Regions from separate parts of the Homo sapiens genome. Here region 1 is linked to region 2. A link is a loop called in an ENCODE intact Hi-C map of the cell type or tissue named here. Cell type or tissue: A673. All regions are shown on one strand. Links, peaks and the distances in the headings refer to the core of each region. The heading gives the core; the rest is flanking DNA.

Region 1 (16,675 bases), core at 7,834-15,833, 51 kb after region 2:
TTGGGAGGCCGAGGTGGGCAATCACAAGGTCAGAAGTTCGAGGCCAGCCTGGCCAACACAGTGAAACCCTGTCTCTACTAAAAATACAAAAATTAGCCAGGCATGGTGGCAGGGACCTGTAGTCCCAGCTACTTGGGAGGCTGAGGCAGGAGAATCGCTTGAACCCGGGAGGTGGAGGTTGCAGTGAACCGAGATCGCGCCACTCCACTCCAGCTTGGGCAACAAAGTGAGACTCTGTCTCAAAAAGAAAAAAAAAAGTGCATTGCTGGACATGGTGGTGTGCACCTGTAATCTCAGCTACTTGGAAGGCTGAGGTGAGAAGATCACTTGAGGCTAGGAGTTTGAGACCCCAACTAATTAAACAATTTTAAATTAGCCAGGCATAGTAGCACCACCTGTGATCCCACCTACTGGGGAGGGTGAGGCAGAAGGAATGCTTGAGTCCAGGTGTTCAAGGCTGCAGTGAGCTACGATCCTGCCACAGCACTTCAGCCTGGGCAACACAGCACGTCTCTCAAACATGCCATGGTTATTTCTGTCTTTAGGCCTGTGCTTCAATTCTGTTTTTTATTTCATCTTTTTAGAGATGGGGTCTCACTATGTAGCCCAGGTTGGTCTTATCTCTAAAAAATAAACATTAAAAAAATGTGCTTCAGAGATTGGGGTGCCCTTGGTTGGGGAGGTACGTAGTGGAATTGACAGTAAAACATGCAAGTAAAAATTCTAGCAGATGCATGAAGAACACATGAGGCATGCTCCCGTCTCCAGGAAAATGAACTTGCTGTTTCTTCTTCCTGGAACTCACTTCTTCCAAACGTCTGCACAGTTTTCTTCCTCTCTCCCTCAGGCCACCCTCTCAGGGAGGTCTTCCCTGCCCAACCTATTAAACATTGTAAAACTTCCCCAGCCTGGCATTCCCTCTCCCCACCTCCTGCTTTGTGTTTCTCTACAGCACTTGTCATCTGACCATTCTGTTTTGTTTATTAGATGATCAGTATCCTAATATGAAGACTGTATAGAAAATAGATTCAGAGGAATTTAAATGTTGTGTTGGAGAGTTTAGAAAAAACAACTAATAAAGATATAGAGCTGGGCACAGTGGTTCACGCCTGTAATCCCAGTACTTTGGGAAGATGAAGCAGGTGGATCACCTGAGGTCAGGAATTTGAGACCAGCCTGGCCAACATGGTGAAACCCGTCACTAATTAAAAATACAAAAATTACCCAGGCATGGTGGTGCATGTCTGTAATCCCAGCTACTCGGGAGGCTGAGGCAAAAGAATCGCCTGAACCCGGGAGGCGGAGGTTATAGTGAGCCGAGATCGTGCCACTGCACTTCAGCCTGGGCGACACAGCAATACTCCATCTCAAAAAAAAAAAAAAAGATACAGGCTGGGTGCGGTGGCTCATGCCTGTAATCCCAACACTTTGGGAGGCCAAGGCAGGCAGATCACCTGAGGTCAGGAGTTCAAGACCAGCCTGACCAACATGGTGAAACCCCATCTCTACTAAAAATACAAAAATTAGCTGGGCGTGGGGGGTGGGGGGCACCTGTAATCCTGGCTACTCGGGAGGCTGAGGCAGGAGAATCACTTGAACTCGGGAGGCAGAGGTTTCAGTCAGCCAAGATCGCACCATTGCACTCCAGCCTGGGTAACAGAGCGAGACTCCATCTCAAAAAAAAAAAAAAAAAAAAGATACAACCACATGGAGCAATGAAAAATGAGAATGCGGTGACACACTCTCAGCTCACTGCAACCTCAGCCTCCAGGGCTCAAGCCATTCTGTGTCAGCCTCCTGAGTAGCTGGGATTACAGGTGTGCACCACCACACCCAGCTAATTTTTGTATTTTTTGTAGAGACAGGGTTTCACCATGTTAGCCAGGCTGGTCTCCAACTGCTGACCTCAGGTGATCCACCCGCCTTGGCCTTCCAAAGTGCTGGGATTACAGGCGGGAGCCACCACGCCAGGCCCAGCCTATCTATCAATTTCAGCTGCTCTGGGAAAGAGCCTTCTTGGGTGTCCTCCTGCTTCCATTGGGCAGATTGCTCTTCAGGCTTGCTGCACAGGTAGTGCTCTGGGACTCCCCTGAGCTCTTCCTCTGTGTTAGATTTCCTTTTTACTGGATCCCAAGTTCCTCCTCACCTTTTTTATTTACTTCTCTATTATATTTTTTGGTAGCTTCCTGAGAAAGACAGCATAGGAGAAAAAAAATTGAGACCTTGAATACCTAAAAACAATGTCTATTCTAGACCAGTCTGGGCAACATGGTGAAACCCCGTCTCTACCAAAAATAGAAAGATTAGCTAGGCATGGTGATGCATGCCTGTAGTCCCAGCTACTTGGGCGACTGAGGTGGGAAGATCACCTGAGCAAGAGAGGCAGAGGTTGCAATGAGCTGAGATTGCACCACTGCACTCCAGCCTGGGCTGGAGTGAGACCCTATCAGAAAAAAAAAAAAAAGTCTATTCTACTCTCATAATTAAAAAAAAATGTTTTCTTTTTCTTTTTTTCTTTTTTGGAGACGGAATCTCACTCTGTTGCCCAGGCTGGAGTGCAGTGGCACGATCTCAGCTCACTGCAAGCTCCGCCTCCCGGGTTCATGCCATTCTCTTGCCTCAGCCTCCCCGGCAGCTGGGACTACAGGTGCATGCCACCGCACCTGGCTAATTTTTGTATTTTTAGTAGAGACAGGGTTTCACCGTGTTAGCCAGGATGGTCTCCATCTCCTGCCCTCGTGATCCGCCCACCTCGGCCTCCCAAAGTGCTGGGATTACAGGCGTGAGCAACCACGCCCGACCAAAAAAAAAAATTTTTTTTTTCATTTTACTTGACTACAAGGTTCAATACACCACCCTCACAATTTTAAAACTAATTGTAGAATCCTAGGTCCAAAATTATTTGCCCTCAGAATTTTGGAAGAAATTGTCCCCTGCCTTCTGCTTTCCTGGGCCATTCTAATTCCAAATCCTTGACTTCTTTTTCTTCGAAAGCTTTTTGGATCTTCTGTTTTCAATGTCCTGAACTTTCATAATGATGAGTACTGTATGGGTCATTTTTTAATTCATTGTTCACTTAGGGGGCTACTGCAATCCAGAACGTCATGTCCCAGGACATTTTATTTTATGAGTTCTTTGGTAATTTCTCGTTTCAGTGTTCTGAAAGGTTCCTCAGGGTGGGTTTGTTTTTCTACTTCCTGGGAGATTCCTTGGCTTTATCATCCAAAACTTTCTATTATAATAAAATTTTAAATTTGGGCTCTATTGCTTTAATTTCCAAGAGCTTTTTATTGGTTTCTGATCAATCCTTCCCCCCGTGTATATAGCATTCTGGTTTTGTTTCATGAATATGAAAATCTGTTTATTTGGCTAGCTGCATTCTGTTTTCTTCTCATCAACTCTTTCACTCTTACTTTTTTTTTTTTTTCTTTTTGGAGGGTCTCACTCTGTCACCCAGACTGGAGTGCAGTGGCACTATCATGGCTTACCGCAGCCTCAACATCCTGGGTTCAACCAATCCCCCTGCCTCAGACTCCCAAAGCGCTGGGATTACAGGCATGAGCCACTGCACCAGGCTAGCTCTCACTGTTTCATCCTTTTCTTCCTTCCTTCCTTTCTTTCTTTTTTGTTTGTTAGCTTTTTATATCTGGCTTTCATTCAGGGAGCGTTCACTAAATGTCTGAGAATCATTAGTTATTCACGTTTAGAGTGAGGCACTAGAAAGCTGATTGAAAGATCTGAACGCAAGAGGCATGTTTGCTGATTTGTGTGTTTCACTCTGGGTTGATCAGGCAGTAAGCTGACTTTTCAGTATGTGGAGGATTTTCCTCAAGGGTCTCAATGTCAGTCTGTGCAGAACTTTTCCCAAGGGTCTTTCTTTTTCTCCAGGGAGTCACTTGGACTTTTGCTTGGAAAGTTGACTTAAAAAATTTTTTATGGCCAGGTGCAGTAGCTCACCCCTGTAATCCCAGCACTTTGGGAGGCCGAGACTGGTGGATCACTTGAGGTCAGGAGTTTGAGACCAGCCTGGCCAACATAGTGAAACCCCGTTTCTACTAAAAACACAAAAATTAGCCAGGCATGGTGGTGTGCGCCTGTAGTCCCAGTTACTTGGGAGGCTGAGGCAGGAGAATTGCTTGAACCTGGGAGGCAGGGGTTGTGGTGAGCCGAGGTTACTCCACAGTACTCCAGCCTGGGCGACAGAGTGAGACTCCGTCTCAAAACAAAAAACAAAAAAACCTAGCCAGTCGTGGTGGCCCTCACCTATAATCCCAGCTACTCGAGAGGCTGGGGCATGAGAATTGCTTCAACCTGGCAGGTGGAGGTTAAAGCAAGCCAAGATTATGCCACTGCACTCCAGCCTGGGCGACAGAGCGAGACTCCATCTCAAAAAAAAATTTTTTTAACCTTTAATTTTTAAATTTATTTTAGAAACAAGGTGTCACTATTTTGCTCAGGCTGTCCTCAAACTCCTGGGCTCAAGTACCTCAGCCTCCCGAGTAGCTGGGACTACAGGCATGCACTACCATGCCCAGCTCCTGGAAGGCTGACCTATGACTGCCAGTGTTCCTGGGGCTGAGTGATATAAAGAGCTGGACTTCTTGCCATTTATTGATCCAGACTCCCCTGGATTTCAGGATGGCCTCTCACTCCTCCCTCTCCTGTTGCCTAGTACTCCTGTGTCTGGGGATTCTCTTGTTATACTCTTTCACAGAACAAACCTGTCATCTCCAGCCATAGTGGGGAAAGGGGGCTCTCTCAACACAGTCCTAGTTCTGTAAGGAAGAAGGGGAAAATTGACTCTGAGCAGATGTAGGAGAGACTTTTGGCTGTTTACCCAAATCCCCTTCCTTTTGCCCTTCTTTCTGATTTTTTTCACCTCTGAATGGCCTTGGCACGGGATTTGCTTGGATGTGAATAGATGACACAATTCTGGCCAATCAGAAGTGATGGGAAACCTGCTGAGAGCTCCTAGAAGAGCTTATCTTACTTGTTAAAAGGATTATAAAATAGGGCCATTCCCTTTTCTGCACCTGGATGTTGTCCTGTGGGAATGGAATGCTTGGAACTGCTTCCATCCTTCTCAATCATGAAGGGAAGGCCAAAAAAAAAAAAAAAAAAGAATCACAGAGAAGGTGATCTGATGTCACAGTGTCTTTGAACCCTTAGATTAACCATCTCTAGAACCAGCCTAGTTAAAGCCTCCTTAATATGTGGGGTAATAAATACACTATACTCTAAGCCCTAAAGGACCAGTCAAATCAGCATCACCTGGCATCTTCTTAGAAACATAGACTCTTGGCCAGGCACAGTGGCTCTCACCTCTAATCTCAGCACTACAGGAGGCTGAGGCAGGTGGATTGTTTGAGCCCAGGAATTTGAGACTAGCCTGGGCAGCATGGCAAAACCCCATCTCTACCGAAAAAAAAAAAAAATTAGCCAGGCGTGGTGGTGCACACCTGTAGTCTCAACTACTTGGGAGGCTGAGGTGGGAAGACTGCTTGAGCCCAGGAGGCAAAGGTTGCAGTGAGCTGTGACTGGGCTACTGCACACCAGACTGGGTGATAAAGTGAGACCCTGTCTCAAAAACAAAAAACAAAACAAAACAAACAAACAAACAAAAACAGGTTTCATTCCAGACCTACTGAATCAGGATCTGTATTTTTAACAAGATCCTCAAGGGACTGACATGCTCACTAAAGTGTGAGAAGCACTTTAAGCCATGTTTAGCTGTTTTCCTTCTTATTTGTGGCTGAACACACATTCTAATCGATAGAATGGGTGTAATACATACCTTGAATGCCACGTGTCACATCTCTTTGGCCCACCTTGATTTTAGGAAAAGTTTTTAGGCAGAACTCTTAAGATGTCCCCCACCAAGATTCCTGTCCTCTAGCTATTCAATTGAAAATAATCTAGTTACTGTTGTGAAGGGACTTTGTGGAATGGAATGAAGTTTACTAATTAGTTGACCTTATATTTTATAATTTTTTAAATTAAAAAAACTTTTAGAGATGAGGTCTCATTATGTTACCCAGGCTGGTCTCTAACTTCTGGGCTCAAGCAACCTACCCACCTTGGCCTCCTAAAGTACTGGGACAGGTGTGAGCCATTGTGCCTGGTCTTTTGTTTGTTTTTTTTTTGTTTTTTTTTTTTTTTTGTAGCGACAGGGTCTTGCTATATTGCTCAGGCTGGCCTCGAACTCCTGGGCTCAAGTGATCCTCCCATCTCGGCCTCCCAAAGTTCTGGGATTACGGGCATGAACCACCACACCTGGCCAATAATTGACCTTAAACAGAGGAAGTTACCCTGGATTATCTGACGGCATCTAATATATCACATGAGCTCTTAAAACCAGAAGAGGAAGGTATGAGAGAGAGGTAGAAAGGGAGGTCAGAGAGATCCAAAGTGTGAGAAGGACAAGATCTGATGTTGCTGGCTTTGAAGATGGAAGAAGGGGCCTACAAGCCAAGAAATGCAGCAGGCCTCTAGAAACTGAGAAAGACCCCCAGATGACAGCCAGCAAGCAAATGGGGGCCTTAGCCCTGCAATTGTGTGGAACTGAATTCTGCCATTGAGCTGGACGTAGATCCGTTCCTAGAGCCTCCAGAAAGGAGTGTAACCTGCCAACGCCTTAATTTTGGCTTCCTGAGATTCCAACCAGAGAACTCACTAAGTCACACTGTGCCTAGACTTTTGACCTACAGAAATCATGAGACAGTAAACTTTTGTGCTGTTTTAACTGCTAAATTTATAGTAATTTGTTATGACAGCAGAAAATGAGTACATCTAGGATGGATGGTTCTGTGCGAGCTTAGTCTTCCTCACACTGGCGGCATCCCACTTGAATAAATAATGTGTCCGTCTCTCTTTATACCTGCCTCAAAACCTTCTCTGATGTCCTGGGAGCCTGCTTGGCAACAGGAGACCAGAAATACAAGGAAGTTAACTCCCCTAGGGAAAATGCTTGACCAGTGGAGGAGGGGGTCAGTAGGTAATTGCTTCAGCCTCACACCTCCTAACTCTGGGAGGCATTTGTACACTTCTGAAAAGACGTGGCAGAATTAAGTCCCCATTATCTATAGCAGCGACATCCTCAGTGCACCATTGGTTTGGCTTTTCTTTTGTTCTTGTCTCATTCTGTTCAATTCCTAACTCTTACTTCCTGAGATTACCTTCCAAATGACCTCCTGCTCCCAAGTCCCCTTCTCGGTCTTGTCAGAGATTGATAGGCAATCAATAGTCAGCTCCATCAGCTCACCTTGCTCAGAATAAAAGGGTAACTTATTGGAAGAATGGTCAAGTGTTTCACACCGCAACTAGGCCGCCAGGAAGACTGAAATCAGGACACCAATAACACTAAGTTTCTCTCTGTCCCTTCCCTCTAATGGCATTATCTTGTTTGTTTGTTTGTTTGTTTGTTTGTTTGTTTTTGAGAGAGGGTCTCACTCGGTCACCCTGGCTGGGGTGCAGTGGTGTGATCACGGCTCACTGCAGCCTTGACCTCTCAGGCTCAAGTGGTCCTCCCACCTCAACCTCCCGAGTAGTTGGGAGTACAGGCGTGTGCCACCATGCCTGACTAATATATTTTAATTTTTTGTAGAGATGAGGTCTCACTATGTTACCCAGGCTGATCTCAAAAGCCTGAACTCAAGTCATCCTCCCACCTCAGCCTCCCAAAGTGCTGCGATTACAGGCATGAGCCGCCGCACCCGGCAAATGGCATTATCTTTAAAGAGGATGAAATCTCTCCTGCAGACCAGAGAGTAAAATCCCAAAAAATGACTGGAATTGATGCCCTTTGGGTCAGTATTCATGATTGGTCCAGTGGAAGATGGGAAGCTATCATTGGACTAATTTTGACCACTAGGTCAGAGTACTAGCCCTGGGTCAAACTGTCAAGGCCAGGTGGCAGTGTCAAGGACTCCAGGCATGGCCAACAGGGGACACAATTGTTTCAGGGCATCCCAGAAATAGTGGGATGACTGGGAGCTGGGGAAACCTTCCCACTATTTTTCCAAAACCTTCACCACCCATTCCCTGTTCTCTTAGTTCCTCGTTAATGATTCTTTCTGTTTCCTTCTTAGACTCTCTCCTTCCTCTGCCTGTCCCAGAAATGCTGGTGTTCCTGAGAGTGCCGTCCTTACCCGTTTTCTTCTCTTTCTTTCTTTCTTTCTTTTCTTTCTTTCTTTCTTTCTTTTTTTGAGACAGAGTCTCGCTCTGTCACCCGGGCTGGAGTGCAGTGGCGTGATCTCGGCTCACTGCAACCTCCGCCTCCTGGGTTCAAGTAATTCTCCTGCCTCAGCCTCCCAAGTAGCTGGGACTACAGGCGCCTGCCACCTCGCCTGGCTAATTTCTTGTATTTTAGTAGAGATGGTGGTTTCATCGTGTTGCCCAGGCTGGTCGCAAACGCCTGAGCTCAGGTAATCCACCTGCCTTGGCCTCTCAAAGTGCTGGATTACAGGCTTGAGCCACTGCACCCAGCCTCTTCTCACTCTTTCTATTCCCAGAGTCACCTCACTCTTTGGTAGACATGGTATTCTCTCCAACATTTAACCCACTCCACAAATGTAATCTCATCTAGTCATGGTAATTCTATCCCCCTCGGCAATAATTTGTCTGGCATAAAAAGGCCTAAACCAGATTAGACCAAGGAGATTCAATGAGATGTTTGTTTAGGACTTCTGGGAAAGAGAAATCAGTCTTACCCTTGCCTGTGGAATGGGAAGAGCAGTCAATAGCCATAGCAGCCATTTTGTGGCATGAGGGGAACTGGGTTTGTATATGAAGTCAGTGGTGGGGAGAGTAGAGCAGTGAGACGGGAACATCTCAGGTTCCTAATGACATTGTTGGATCAGAGAAAATACCCACTCTGCCCTGCCACTGGGCTCCTTGCTTTGCAAGTTGATACACTGGCATATTCCTTAAGTCAGGCTGAATCGGGTATGGGCGACCTGGAGCTGAAGGCATTCCACTTCATTCACATTTACCACCATAAGGTCTCTCAAGCTCACTTTCCTCGGCTGCAGGTCTACCAACACTTCCCAAGCTCCCTGCTCCTCTTCCTGGGTTCCCTACAATTCATTTTACTTAACCAATAAGAACTGGGTGCCCGCCATCATCCCAAGCTCTGTTTTAGACATGCAGACAGGGAATGAAACAAAGTTGCTGTCATTGCGGACCACTGAAGGAGGCATATGATAAACAAAACTATCTTCTGAATAAATGAAGTAATGAATAATGCAGTGTAGGAACTCTATCAATAGCGAGTGAAAAGCTTATTATCTACAGACTATCACACCAGGGGCTGGTACTCACTTAAACGGCACTAGGAAGTGAGTGTCAGATGCTGTTCCGGCAGCCCTTGGCGTCTAACAAGGTAAATAAGACGGGGCCTGTCCTCTGGAGCCCAGAATCCAGGAAGAAAGGCGCACATGTATTGAGCGCTTGCTTTTCAGGCCCCGTGGAAGTGCTTTACGGGAACCATCTCATTTAATCCTCCCTGACTCTAGGAGGTTCTCCCAGGAGAGACCGCTCCAGACGACATCAGGCCTACAAGCCAAGAAATGCAGCAGGCCTCTAGAAACTGAGAAAGACCCCCAGATGACAGCCAGCAAGCAAATGGGGGCCTTAGCCCTGCAATTGTATGGAACTGAATTCTGCCATTGAGCTGGACGTAGATCCGTTCCTAGAGCCTCCAGAAAGGAGTGTAACCTGCCAACGCCTTAATTTTGGCTTCGTGAGATTCCAACCAGAGAACTCACTAAGCCACACTGCGACCCGGCAGGCTGGGCAGTGCAGCGAGCTCTGGAGAGTGCGCCCTGACCCGGGGTCCAGGCCCGGTCAGTGTGACCTTGCGCGAGTCACGGTCGTCCTCCGCCCGCCAGGCCCCGGACGGCGTCTGCAGGGTCCGATTCCTGGGGATTTCCCGACGCCCCTTCCCCCGAGGTTCAGGGGCTGCCTGGGGTGCCGGGGAGGGGGGCCGAGGGATGGGGGACCTGGGGCTAGAAGGGTGGCACTGAGACCCGTAGGGAGGGGGCCAGTGAAGTGAGTAAAGGTGGATCGACGAAGAAGGAAATCCTTGGGGAGAGAACCACCGACGCGCGCTTCTTTCCCCCCCCCGCCCCGCCTCCGCCCCCGCCCCCGCCGCGCCGCCTCTCTCCCGCGCTCCGGAAGGCCTGCGTCCCCGCTCCCCAGCCAGGCGCCACCACCTGCCGCCCAGGCAGCCAGGCGACTCTTCTTTCGCGGGTCACGCGGCCTGACTCAGGCCCCTGCTCCTGTGGCCCCGAAACTCGCCGTTCGCTGGGCCTTGCGTTGCACTCGGCGTGCAGTTCCCCCTCGGCTCGCGGCCACTTGGTCCGCGCCGCCTGCGTCCTGTGTGCCGAGCCCGCCCGCACTGCGGGGACAGGCCGGGCGCCGCCCACGCCGCGCTCTGCCGGGCGCACAGTCTGCCTGGGAAGCGCGCGGCCGGGCGGGCGGCCATGGCGCGGCACGCTGGGAGGTAGCGCGGCGGCTGCAGGAGCGCACAGTCGGCCATGGCCCGGCGGCGGCGCCGCGCCTGCATCGCTCTGTTCCTGGTGCTGCTCTTCGCCTTCGGCACCCTCATGGGTCTGCGCACGCTCAAGGCTCCGGACGGACTCCCGGCGCTGGGCCCGGGCCTGGAGCTGGCGCCCTTTGAGCGACGCCCAGAGGGGGCCCCCGCGCCCGCTGCCAGGGCCCCGGCAGCCCCTGCCGCGCCGCCCCCGCCGCCGCCGCCGCCCCGCACCGCGGACCCTGGCGGCTCCCCTGGGCCGGCACCCGCGGAGGCCGAGCCCGCCCCCGTGCAGAGCCTGCGCGTCTACTCGGACCTGCACGCCTTCTACTACTCGTGGTACGGGAGCCCGCGGCGCGAGGGCCACTACATTCACTGGGACCACGTCATGGTGCCGCACTGGGACCCCAAGATCTCGGCCAGCTACCCCCGCGGCCGCCACAGCCCCCCAGACGACTTGGGCTCCAGCTTCTACCCGGAGCTGGGGCCCTACAGCTCCCGGGACCCCGAAGTGCTGCGGGAGCATATGACCCAGCTCAAGGAAGCCGCCATCGGTGAGCGCCCCCCACCCCGGGCGGCCCTGCCCCCCAGCCTCACCCTTCCTCCTTCCCACACCCCAGCTCCCTCTGGTCCTGTCACCGGCCCTTTGGTCCCACTTATCCGCCAGCCTGGCTTCTTAGCTGTTCCCTCCCACTCTCATCCTGGGCCCACCATGCGACACCGCCCCTCCGTCTAGTATTCAGACCCCCCAGCTGGGCCCTTCCATCCCTAACATCCAGGGCCCTTCCCATAGGGCGGAACTGCTAGGAGTTTGCACCAGGAGAGGGAGGCAGAGTCTTCAAATTTGTTGGGCGATGGGAAGTGAGGCCTGGAGTCCTGGCCCGCAGGTTCTGGGGTTCAGAGGAGTGGAACTTAGGGCGGCCTCTGCTTTCATGGCAGGTACAGGGTAGAGCAGCAGCCGTTCCTGCTTTTGCTGGCTGCAGAGAGGAAAGTGTGCCCGTGTTCCATGAAGGCCTCTGCTCTATTTGCAGTTGGAGGTAGTGTTGGGGGTTTAGAGGCTTTTCATCAAGCACCCAGCTGGAGGGAAGGTCCCAGGGCGCCTCCTTCGTAGGCTATGGAGGGGAGGCTCACTTATTTCGGATTTCGTCACTGAATTTTGCTGGATTTTACAGATGGCCTCTGCTCAGGGCTCTTCTCCATGCGGGACGTTAGGGTTAGGGGTGCTTCTCTTCTTCAGAGGTAGGCCTGTGGCTTCCAGGTGGGTGTGGCACTGTCCTCCCATTCCCTTTGTTCTACTACTTGCTGAGGCAGTCTAAAGCCTGGCTCCCTTCCGGCCTGGCGCGCTACGGTTCCCGCAGGCGCTCCGCTTCAGCACCGCGGGCGTGGACAGCTCCGGGGCGCGAGGCTCTGGGACTCATCTGCAGGAAGTGAACCTGGCAGGAGGCTTGCTTCAGGTTTTTAGGAACCATTTTTGCAATTGGAGATGTTTGTGAGGAAAAAAATCTCTGTTGAGGGGGGTACTGTGTGTCTCTGAAGTGGCCTCTGTGTTGCGTCTCAGGCGTCCTGGTCCTGTCCTGGTACCCACCTGGCATGGCTGATGATAACGGGGAGCCCTCAGATGACCTGGTGCCCGCCATTCTGGACACCGCCCATCAGTACAGCATCCAGGTGAGTCTCCAAGAAGAGGCCACGTGCTCTCTGCCCTATTCTGGAGAGTTGCTCTCCTCCGCCCACAGGGTTAGTGCCTCTACAGAAGTTCTTGGCAGTAGCCCAAAGGGATAACAAATATGTGGCAAGTGTGGTTTTGGGGGAGGGTTCAGATAAATGGTGCCTATGTTGCTCTTAGTTTTTTGAATTCTAAGAAAACTGAGAAAACTAAATATAGGACCAAGAGAAGACTAAATAATTATCACTTTTGTTAAATAATAATAGAGGTTAGGTTGTAAACCCTGGTGGAAAAAGGGTAGGCAAGAGCCAAAGGGACCTGCAGACTCAACTCTCTAGTGGGAGGCAGTGCTGGACCTCGAGGAGTAGGCAGGTGTTCTCAGCAGGTGGGCTCACTTTCAAGAGGAAGGACGGACTGGACGAAGCATTTCCCCACATGTGCCAATCAAGTAAGTCATCCCTTGCTTCTGTGGTGAAGGAAGAAAAATGATAGAGAAAGAAGAAAAGCCCCACTCCCCTATTCCTGAAGAGAATTCCACCACTGACATGTCTAACAGATCACAGCAGTTTTCCACTGACACAGCTTCAGCATACTTATTCCACTGTTTCAGGCAGCTAGCACCAACCACTTGGAGCTGGCACAAGGTTGAAACCTATTAGCCACCCTGTAACAGCCCACCAAAATGATTCCCACATGCCCTGCTGCGGGAGATGGGCAAACTGCTCACCCCTGTTTTGGCCTTCAAGGGCAGCAGCTGCCTTTATCTCTACTGTGCCCACCACTGCCAGGCCCTCTTCTGAACTCAGCCTCTCCTCCAGGCCATGGTTAGATCCTGAGCCTGATATGTTGTGGCCCCTAGATAGACACTCACCTGACCATTACTCCTCTGTTTGTGGCAGGTGGCCTTCCACATCCAACCCTACAAGGGCCGGGATGACATCACTGTACATGACAACATCAAGTACATCATTGACACGTAAGGCTGCTCTGGGGGCCGGGATTTTGGTGGGGATCAAAATGGAGGTAGGGATAGAAGGTTTGGAGGGGCAGGTCAAGAGACACAGGGCATAATGCCTGTGTTTCCCAGCAGCTGTTTTATAGTAAGAGAGTACTGGGCCTAAAGTCAGGCAGCCTGGGTTTCAATTCCTGTCCTGTGGCTTCTAATCTGTGATGAGGCAAGCCTCTTAACCTTTGAGTCTTGTGAGAATCACACGAATTAATATATGTGAAAGTAGCTTCTACAATGTAGGCACCTCATTTATTCATTCAGAAAGTATTGAATGAAGGCCAGGCATGGTGTAATCCCAGCACTTTGGGAGGTCGAGGCAGGCGGATCACTTGAGGTCAGGAGTTCGAGACCAGCCTGACTAACGTGGTGAAACCCCGTCTCTACTAAAAATAAAAAAATTAGCCAGGCGTGGTGGCGCACACCTGTAATCCCAGCTATTCAGGAGGCTGAGGCAGGAAAATCGCTTGAATCTGGGAGGCGGAGGTTGCAGTGAGCCGAGATTGCACCGCTGCACTCCAGCCTGGGTGACAGAGCGAGATTCCATCTCAAAAATAAATAAATAAATATTGAATGAGGCTGCGTGCAATGGCTCATGCCTGTAATGCCAGTGCTTTTTTTTTTTTTTTTCTTTTTTTGAGACAGAGTCTCACTCTGTTGCCCAGGCTGGTGTGCAGTGGCACAATCTTGGCTCACTGCAACCTCTGCCTCCTGGGTTCAAGCGATTCTCCTGCCTCAGCCTCCTGAGTAGCTGGGATTACAGGTGCCCACCACCACACCCAGCTAACTTTTGTATTTTTGTATCTTTAGCTGGGCGTGGTGATGCACAGCTATGGTCCCAGCTACTTGGGGGGCTAAGGTGAGTGGATCACTTGAGCTCAGAAGTTTGAGGTTACAGTGAACTATGATGGCACCACTGTACTCCAGCCTGGGATTTCACCATGTTGGCCAGGCTGGTCTTGAACTCCTGACTTCAGATGCTCTGCCCACTTCGACCTCCCAAAGTGTTGGGATTACAGGTGTGAACCACTGCACCCGGCCTCCCAGGGCTTTGGGAGGCAGAGGTGGGAGGATTGATTGCTTGAGGCCAGGAGTTTGAGATCAGCCTGGGCAACATAGCAAGACCCCATCTCTACTGAAAAAAAAAATTAGCTGGGCATAGCAGTGCATGCCTGTAGTAGTCCTAGCTACTTGGAAGGCAGAGGTGGGAGGATCACTTGAGCCCAGGAGTTTGAGGTTACAGTTAGCCACAATTACACCACTGCATTCCAGCTGAGAACAGAGCAAGATTCTGTCTCTTAAAAAAACAAACAAAAAAAAAGAGAGTATTGAGTGCCTACATGTGTCCAGGCACTGACTTAAGCCCAGTTGTACAGTAATGGGTAGGACTAGCGAAATTTCTGATTTCATAATGTTTACTTTCTAGTGTATGTTGCAGGTACTGTGGAGCAGACAGTAATTAAATGGGAAAAATCAAACAGTGATCTGTACAGGATTTTGTGCTAGAGTGTGCCCACGATGCTACTTAAGAATGGATAGTCAGGTCAGGTGAGTCTGAGGAGACAACAGGTGAGCTAACACCTGAATGAGCAGTCAGGGCTGGGTGTGGTGGCTCACACCTGTAATCCCAGCACTTTGGGAGGCTGAGGTGGGAGGATCACTTGAGGCCAGGAGTTTGAGACCAGCTTGGGCAACATGGGGAGACTCTATCTCTACAAATTTTTTTTTAAACATTAGCTGGGCATGGTGATGCATGCCTATTGTCCCAGCTATTTGGGGGGCTGAGGTGAGTGGATCACTTGAGCCCAGGAGTTTGAGGTTGCAGTGAGTTACGATGGCACCACTGTACTCCAGCCTGGGCGATACAGTGAGACTTAAGAATAAAAAAAAGAAAAAAGAAAAAAAAGCCCAGGCCCAGTGGCTCACACCTGTAATCCCAGCACTTTGAGAGGCTGAGGTGGGTGGATTGACTGAGGTCAGGAGTTCAAGACCAGCCTGGCCAACATGGTGAAACCCCATCTCTACTAAAAATACAAAAATTAGGCAGGTATGGTAGCGGGTGCCTGTAATTCCAGCTACTTGAGAGGCTGAGGCAGGTGAATCACTTGAACCCCAGGAGGTAGAGGTTGCAGTGAGCTGAGATCGCCCACCGCACTCCAGCTCTGAGCAACAGAGCAAGACCCTATCTCAGAAAAAAGTAGTAATAATAAGAAGAAAAAAGAAAAGAAAAAGGGTCAGCTCTGCAAAGATCCGGAGGCAGGGAGAAAATTCCAAGCAGAGGGCTGGCAGATGCAAGTCCCATAAGATGGAACAAGCTTGCATGACACATGAGAGCCGGATAGAAAGGCCAGATGGGGAGTAATAGCTGGGAAAAGAGCAGGAATGGAGTAGGCAGGGCCAGATCAAGTAGGTGGGAATAATGAATGGATTATATGGAGGCAGGATGGGAGCCTGGAGACCAGTTAGCTGGCTGTTGTTGCAATCCAGATGGAAGACGGTGGTGGCTTGGCTAAGGGTAGGGAAGTGAGGCTTAGGAATGACAACTGGAGAGAGGAAGGAGGGAACCAGGTTCTTGCTTAGAGGCATGATGACTCCAACTGTGGAGACTGACTGGCTCCAGAACTGGGCTGTGTTGCATCCGTATCTCATCCACGGGAGGTCCTACAGCTGTGCTGGTCTCTCCCATCCAGCTGAGGCTCTTCTTTCTCCTTCTCAGGTATGGCTCCCATGGTGCATTTTACCGCTATAAGAACAGCATGGGCAAGAGCCTCCCACTCTTTTATATCTACGACTCATACCTGACGTCCCCTGAGGCCTGGGCCCACCTCCTGACACCAAACGGGCCCCATTCGATCCGCAACACGCCCTACGATGGGGTCTTCATAGCGCTGCTGGTGGAGGAGGGCCACACCCACGATATCCTGGCCGCCGGATTTGACGGCATGTACACCTACTTTGCCTCCAATGGTTTCTCCTTTGGTTCTTCCCATCAGAACTGGAAAGCTGTGAAGAACTTTTGTGATGCCAACAACCTCATGTTCATCCCCAGTGTGGGGCCTGGCTACATAGACACCAGCATTCGGCCCTGGAACAACCACAATACGCGCAACAGGGTCAATGGCAAGTACTATGAGACGGCCCTGCAGGCGGCCCTGACAGTGAGGCCCGAGATCGTTTCCATTACCTCCTTCAATGAGTGGCACGAGGGCACCCAGATTGAGAAGGCCATTCCCAAGAAGACACCCACCCGCCTGTATTTGGACTACCTGCCTCACCAGCCCAGCCTGTACCTGGAGCTGACACGCCGCTGGGCGGAGCACTTCATCAAAGAGAAGGAGCAGTGGCTCATGTGAGGGGCCTGTAAATGGGCGTGAGGTGCTGATGTCCTTGCCTTGCTGGAAGATGTCACCATGTGGGGTTCAGCTGAGGTTGTAGCCACTCACTCGTTCCCAGGTCAGAGGTCAGCAGATGG
Region 2 (8,000 bases), core at 1-8,000:
GCTGGGATTACGGGCGTGAGCCACCGTGCCCAGCCAGTTGCTTTATTTTTTAAGTTTCTTGGTGATTCCAGCGTGCAGACAAGTTTGAGAACCGCCAGTCTGGATGATGTCAGATGAACAGCAGCATACACACACATACACACATATACGGGAGATAATAAGGCCTGGGGTTAGTGTTCGGCAAAGGGGTTTCCAAGAGAAGATGCCAGGAGGGCAGTGGGAGAAATGGTTCCAGGGCTCAGAAAAGGTGTCTGGGAGAAAAATGGAGATGCAGGAGCCATGATAAGGTGAAGGGATGAAACTGTCCAGGGAAAACGCATAAAAAGAGAAGAGGAAAAGCTTTTAGGGAATAAGCCTGAGACACGCCAACAATTAAGAAACAGGCAAAGGAAGAGAAGCTTGACAAGGAGGAGCCAGAGAGGCAGGAGGAAGACCAAGGGTGGGCAAGGTGATGGAAGCCCAGGGAAGAGAACATTTAGGAAGGTTCCCTCCTGACTTTTCCAGTGGTTAGCCCACTATTGGTCCACAAGCAAGTGATCTTACTCCCTGAGCCTCAGTTTCCCCGTGTGTAAAATGAGAACAATGATGACACCTCCTAGGCTTGCTGTGGGAATTTTATGAAGTAATGTGTTATGAGGGACTGAGCGAGTGCTCAGCACCAGCATTCCAGCAAGAGGAGCTGGCGCTGGGCCATGTCTTACGCTGAGAGGAGACAACAGAGTAAGATGATGATTCAAACTTCCCACTGGCTTTCATAAAGTGGACGTTCCCGGTGCCTTCAGGGGATTGAGGAAAGTACCGATCAGATAGTAATAAAGCAAGAAAGTGGAAACGGAGTAGGTGGCTCAGGCTCTGACAAGTGCGTGGATGTGGCTTCTAGTCTTAAATGGTATATATATCTAGCAGCCTCCACTCCATGTCTTTCCCAAATTCCAATTAAAACATAAAGACACAGTAAGAGTTGAAAACCTACACCATCACCATAAACTAGTCTTGACAGCTGATCGCCAGAATGGGGGCTGGAGAGTAGAGTGGCACATTTCTACTTATGATCAAGGCAGTGGGACTAGATCAAAAAGTGCAATTGTAATGAACCCCTAGGCTACACTGCCCACAGAGTGGCATTGCCTCCCATTCTAAAAATAACTCAAAAAAATCCTTTATTCCTCCCTTCAGTGTCTGACCCTTTAAAAAAAAAAAAAAGCCAAGTCTTTGTCAAGTGGACAATGCACAGCCAGCACTCTACTGCAGAGCTGCTTTCGAGGAAGAGTGCTCTTCCCTATCCCCCGGGGGCGCTTCTCAGCCAAAATTCACTTTGAGACGGCAGCTCCCAGAAAAGGCCTGAGCACAAAGGCGAGAGGAGTGATGAAGCATTCTAGGAGGTGGCAAAGTTCCTTGCGAATACAGATGGGGCAGAGATGGAAAAGGAGGCTAGAAATGTCCATTTTTGAGCTACATTTGTGGAAAGCATCAGATGGCCAGGATAGAGAGGTAGAAGATGGTTCCATCTCAGCTCCGAAGAGATAATTAGATGAAAGCCTGATAAATCCTGCTAGTGGAGCTAAAAACTAACACCAAGCACCGGCTCTCCAGCTGTAGATTTGGGATGGGAATCAGCCAGCACCCAAGTGGGGCCAAAGTTACAGCAGATAGTACTGGAAACCTAGTCAACAGCCTTGTCCCCCTTTCCTGCTAGCTGAGCTGAATTTTTGGTTCATAGTCTACTGTCTCCCCATAGGTGACTTGGGTAACTTCTGGCTGTTCTAAGACATTTGTGTGCACTCATTCCCTTTGCCAGTGAATGGTTTAGGGTTGGGCTTACAATCCAGTTCTGGCCAACAAAAGAAGTTAGCTGGGGACAGGGGATTCAGAGAAAAGTTTCTTGCTTTTAAAAAGATACCTGCAAGGAAGAAACAGTTCTTTTTCTGCCTCTGAATGGTAAGGATGTGATGTCTGGAGCTGCTGCAGCCACCTTGCTACCATGAGGGAACCAGCCTATGTGATGAGAATGGCAGAGTGGACAGACAGAAAAAACCTAGGTCCTTGAGGACACTTTTGAGCTGCTGAATGAACCAAGCTTTAACTCTAGCCCTCTTATGTGAGCTAAGAAATCATTTAAGTTAAAGTCAGTTAGGGCCCAGCACTGTGGCTCATGCCTATAATCCCAGAGCTTTGAGAGGCATAGATGGGGGTCTTGCTTGAGGCCAGGAGTTAGAGACCAGCCTGGGCAACATAGCAATACTCCGTCTCTACAAAACAATTTAAAAAGAAAAAAAAGTTAGCTAGGCATGTTGGCATGCCTGCAGTCCTAGCCACTTGGGAGGCTCAGGCGGGAGGATCACCTGACCCCAGGAATTTGAGGTTACAGTGAGCCTATGATCATGCCACTGCACTCCAGCCTGAGTGACAGAGTAAGACCTTGTCTCTAATAATAATAATATAATAATAATAATAAAATAAAATCAGTTAGACTGAGATTTATTGTTACTTGCAGCTGAAAACCTCATAACTAATTCAAAGGGCAATTCACGCATCTTTTTTGTTGTTGTTGACAAACACCAGCTATTTCCTTACTCAAGAACAAGTAAACAGAAAATACCAGAAATTGGGTATATGAAAAAATATTTCAGAATAAGAGAATAGGAACATTATTCTGAAGACTCAGGAGAAGTAGATCTTGAAAAGTGATTTAATATGATAGAGAGTAAGTAAAACGCTCTGGCACTTTAAGAAGAAAGAAAACACAGCCTCCACCAACTATGTACAGAAGGTCATAAGGAGAAAACAGGTGGAGAAGAAAAAGAAACGAGATGAGATAAAAATGGAGAAACTGAGAAGGGCTGGGTGAAGAAACTAAAAGTGCATCAGCAAAATTGAAATATTTAAAATAAAATTCATTACAAATACAAGGAATTTTAACAAAATCACAAACAGAATGCAAAATGAACCCCTCTCAGTCTTTGGAACATCAAGTAAAAAATAAGAAGGAACCACAACTGAATAATAACTCGTGATGGTTTAACTGATGATTGTTTTACCATGGTGTAAAAGCAATACAACCATTCTATTTTTGCACTTTCAGTACAGTGTTCAATAAATTACATGATACTCAGTGTAAAATACTCATTGTAAAATAGGTGATTTCGCCCACCTGTAGGCTAATGTAAGTGTTCTGGGCATGTTTAAAGTAGGCTAGGCTAAGGTATGATATCTGGCAGGCTAGGTGCATTAAATGCATTTTTGACTTATAATATTTTCAACTTATAATAAGCCCAATGGGACATAAGCCCGTCATTAAGTTGAGGAACATCTGTGTATATATAGATAGATATAGATATATAAAGACAGAGAGAGAAAGAACTACACCATAAAATAGTGCACATTGTTTTAAAGTAGCCATGAAATAGTTTAAAAATTTTTACCACGTACAAACCTCCATGAAGCACTACAATCAGCAACGTAAAGACAAACAAAATAAAAGCAAGTCATCTGGAAATAAAAGCACATCCTCTAAAATAATTTGATTCAAAACTACAACACTAAAAGAAAACACAGAAATGTTAACCTTGGACTAAGCAATGGTTTCTTAGCGATGACACCAAAAGCACAAGCAACCAAAGAAGAAATAAATAAATTTGACTTCATCAAAATTAAAAGCTTTTGGCCGGGCACAGTGGTTCACTCCTGTAATCCCAGCCCTTTGGGAGGCTGAGGCGGGTGGATCACGAGGTCAGGAGTTCGAGACCAGCCTGGCCAACATGGTAAAACTGTCTCAACTAAAAATACAAAAAAAAAAAAAAATTAGCTGGGTGCGTCAGTGTGTGCCTGTAATCCCAGCTACTCGGGAGGCTGAGGCAGGAGAACCATTTGAACCCAGGAGGCACAGGTTGCAGTGAGCAGAGATCATGCCACTGCACTCCAGCCCATCTAAAAAAAAAAAAATAGCTGGATGTGGTGGTGTGCACCTGTAGTCCCAGCTACTCTGGAGGCTGAGGCAGGAGAATCGCTTGAACCCAGGAGGTAGAGGTTGCAGTGAGCCAAGATTGCACCACTGTACGCCACCCTGGGCAACAGAGCAAGACTCCATCTTGGGGAAAAAAAAAAAGAAACTAAAAGCTTTTGTGATTGAAAGGCTATTCTCAATAAAGTGAAAGCCAAACCACAGAGTGGGAGAAAATATTCACAAATCATGTATCTGACAAGGTTTGTATGGGTTAAATTGTGTCTCCAAAAAAGATATGTTGAAGTCCCAACCACCACTTCCCATCTCAGAATGTGATCTTATTTTTACAGAGGTAATCAAGTTAAAATGAGGTCATTAGTGTGGGCCCTAATCCAATATGACTGGCATCTTCATGAAAAGAAGAATTTGAACACAGAGAAAAACACCTAGAGAGATGATGATGTGAAGACACAGGGAGAAGACAGCCATGTGACTAGAGTGATGCGTCTGCGAGCCAAGGAACACCAAGGATTGCCAGGAAACATAAGAAGCTGAAAGGCAGGGAAGGGTCCTCCTCTAGAATCATCAGAGGCAGCGTGGCTCTGACGACACCTTGATTTTGCAATACATTTGTTTTAGGCCAGCCAGTTTTTTGGCACCTTGTTAGAGCAACCCTGGGAAATGAACACAAGGGTCTAGTGTCTGTAATACATATCTATAGTTATAATATAACTTAATGACAAAAAGAAAACCCTGCACAGGAAAAGATGTTCAATATCATTAGTTATTAGGGAAATGCAAATCAAAGCCACAATGAGATATTACCTCACATCTGCTAGGATGGCTACTGTTTAAAAGACAAACAATAACAAGTATTGGTGAGGAGGCAGAGAAACTTGGACCCTTGTACTTTGCAGGTAGGAATGCAAAATGGTAGAGCTGCTTTGAAAAAGTTGGTAATTCCTCAAAAAGTTAAAAAGTTATTATATGTATTAGTCAGCTCAGGTTACCATAAAAAGAAACCACAGACCTTTAATAACAAAGGTGGCTTTCAAGCCAGGCATGGTGGCTCATACCTGTAATCTCAGCATTTTGGGTGGCCAAGGTAGGTGGATCACCTGAGGCCAGGAGTTTGAAACCAACCTGGCCAATATGGGGAAACCCTGTCTCTGCTAAAAAATACAAATATTAGCCAGGCGTGGTGGCACGCACCTATAATCCCAGCTACTTGGCAAGCTGAGGCTTGAGAATTGCTTGAACCTGGGAAGCGGAGGTTGCAGTGAGCTGAGATCGCACCACTGCACTCCAGCCTGGGTGACAGAGGAAGACTGTCTCAAAAAATACATAAATAAATAACAAAGGTGGCTTTCCTAACAAAAGCCACCTTTGGCTTTCATAACAAAAATTTATTTTCTCACACTTCTGGAGGCTAGAAGTCCCAGGTCAAGAGGTCAGCAGATCTGTAATCCGGTAAGAGCTGTTTTCCTGACCAGCCACCTTCCCACTGTATTCTCACGTGGCCTTTCCTCTGTGCACATATGGACAAAGAGTGAGTGAGCTGTGGTGTCTCTCCCTTTTCTTTTCTTTTCTTTTTTTTTTTTTTTTGAGATGGAGTTTCGCTCTTGTTGCCCATGTTGGAACGCAATGGCACGACCTCGGTTTACCGCAACCTCCACCTCCCAGGTTCAAGCAATTCTCCTACCTCAGCCTCCCGAGTAGCTGGGATTACAGGCATGCACCACCATGCCCAGCTAATCTTGTATTTTTAGTAGAGATGGGGTTTCTCCATGTTGAGGCTGGTCTCGAACTCCTGACCTCAGGTGATCCACCCACTTCGGCCTCCCAAAGTCCTGGGATTACAGGCGTGAGCCACCACACCGGGTAGTGTCTCTCCCTTTTCTTATAGAGATACCAGTCCTAATGGATTAGGGCCCACCCTTATATCTCATTTAACCTTAATTACCTCCTTAAAGAGACTCTCTCCAAATATAGTCACATTGGGGTTTAGGGTTTTAACACATGAATCTGGAGGTAACATAATTCAGTCCATAACCATATGACTTAGCAATTCTACTCCTAGGTATATAGCCATGAAAACTGAAAATATATGTTTATGCAAAAACATATATTCATTAATGTATTATGAATACATTAATATTCATAATAGTATTATTCATAATAGCCAAAATGTGGAAACAGCCCAATGTCTATCAACTGATGAATGGATAAGCAAAATTGTGGTCTATCCATGCAATGGAATGTCATTCAGCCATAAAAAGGAATGAAGTACTGATACGTGCTACAATATGGATGAAACTTGAAGCCATTATGCTAAGTGAGAGAAGCCAGACATGCAAGTTCACATATTGTATAATTCCATGTATTGAGATGCCAAGAAGAGGCAAATCCATAGAAACAGAAAGACCTAGTTGTTACCAAGAGCTAGAGGAGGTGGATGGAATGGTGAGTGACTAATGGGTTTCCTTTCAGGGTGATGAAATGTTTTAGAATTAGATAGCACTTGTTGCACAACTATGCGGATATATGAAAAATCACTGAACCGTATACTTCAAAAGGGTGAATTTTATGTTACATGAATTATACCTAAAAAAACCTTATAATACTAACAATGTGATAATATCATGTATCAAATGTATTGGAAGTGACAAAGCTATATTCAGAGGAAAACTCATAGCTTTAAAAAATTTAAACAAAAAATAACTAAGCACTGAACTTGCCTAGAAAAAGACTTCAGAGGTTGGGTGGGGTGGCTCACACCTGTAATCCCAAAACTTTGGGAGGCCAAGGCAGGTAGATTGCTTGAGTCCAGGAGTTCAAGACAAGTTTGGGCAACATAGTGAGACCCCCATCTCTACAAAAAACACAACATTAGCCAGGCGTAGTGGTGTGCACCTGTAATCTCAGCTACTTGGGAGGCTGAGGCAGGAGAATCGCTTGAACTCAGGAGGCAGAGGTTGCAGTGAGCCAAGATCATGCCACTGCACTCCAGCATGTGTGACAGGCAGAGTGAAACTGTCTCAAAAAAAAAAAAAAAAAACTTCAGGAAAGCAGGAGAGTGGTATTAATAAAGATAAAATCATAAAATATAGCCGGGCATGCTGACGTGCACCTGTAATCACAGCTACTTGGGAGGCTGAGGCAGCAGAATCACTGGAACCTGGGAGCCAGAGGTTGCAATGAGCTGAGATGGTGCCACTGCACTCCAGCCTGGGCAACAGAGTGAGACTCCATCTCAAAAATAATAATAATAATAAATCATAAAATAAGTGACGAAAGTAAAGAACAATGGAATTGATAGGTTCAAGAGCTGATTCTGTGTCATAACCAGTAAAATTAACTTCTGGCAAGGATAATTAAGAAAAAAGACAGAAATCACAAGCATACAACAGGAAGAAAGAGAAAGTGAAGTTAACTCCAGGTACTGAGGAAATGTATATACATTTCTAATAATAAATTAGAAAAAGAACACCAAAATATTTTCTAGGAAAGCACAAATTTATAAAACTGATCAAGACGTTACAGTAAAGATTAAAAATATCAAACCACCAGGTGCAGTGCCTCACGCCTGTAATCCCAGCACTTTGGGAAGCCAAGGCAGGCAGATCATCTGAGGTCAGGAGTTCAAGACCAGCCTGATCAACGTGGTGAAATCCCATGTTTACTAAAAATACAAAAATTAGCTGGGCGTGGTGGTGGTTGCCTATAATCCCAGTTACTTGGGAGGCTGAGGCAGCAGAATCACTGGAACCTGGGAGGTAGAGGTTGCAGTGAGCTGAGATGGTGCCATTGCATTCCAGCCTGGGCGACAGAGACTCCATCTCAAATAAATAAATAAACAAATAAATAAAACTTTCTCTCCAAAAATGGCATAGAACCCAGAAAGTTTCCCAGGCAGTTTTTTATGCCTTCAAAGAATATGTAAATGTGTTGTTAAAACTGTCCCAGAGCAGAGAAAAAGAAGAAATTTTTCCAGATACCTTTACCAAAGCCAGCATCCCCATAGTGCCAAAACTTGACAAAGAACACATTACAAAAC

Evidence for each region. A loop is a pair of places that touch in the nucleus more often than their neighbours do. Peaks named below come from ENCODE experiments on the same cell type or tissue, not always from the same donor. Only the 100,000 strongest peaks of a DNase experiment are listed, where the experiment ranks them.
Region 1: it touches region 2 in a loop (2.1-fold over the local background); 3 of 110 quality-filtered maps call a loop at or near these places.

The regions. Positions count from the first base shown.
Region 1 is chr1:37,783,648-37,800,322 of GRCh38, forward strand. MANEAL (mannosidase endo-alpha like) reads left to right here and starts at 10,200. Exons shown (of 4, transcript NM_001113482.2): 1 at 10,200-11,085; 2 at 12,090-12,199; 3 at 13,097-13,173; 4 at 15,920-16,675. The coding sequence starts at 10,536. The coding sequence ends at 16,556. RefSeq lists silencers at 10,107-10,156, 10,417-10,536. In A673, for the core only: no CTCF peak of the experiment used is centred there; DNase peaks (open chromatin) are centred at 10,444 and 11,914; H3K27me3 peaks cover 1,195 bases.
Region 2 is chr1:37,740,570-37,748,569 of GRCh38, forward strand. All of the region lies in intron 5 of EPHA10 (EPH receptor A10), which reads right to left. Among named protein-coding and RNA genes, the nearest start is that of EPHA10, 21 kb to the right of the region's middle. In A673, for the core only: no CTCF peak of the experiment used is centred there; no DNase peak of the experiment used is centred there; H3K27me3 peaks cover 3,794 bases.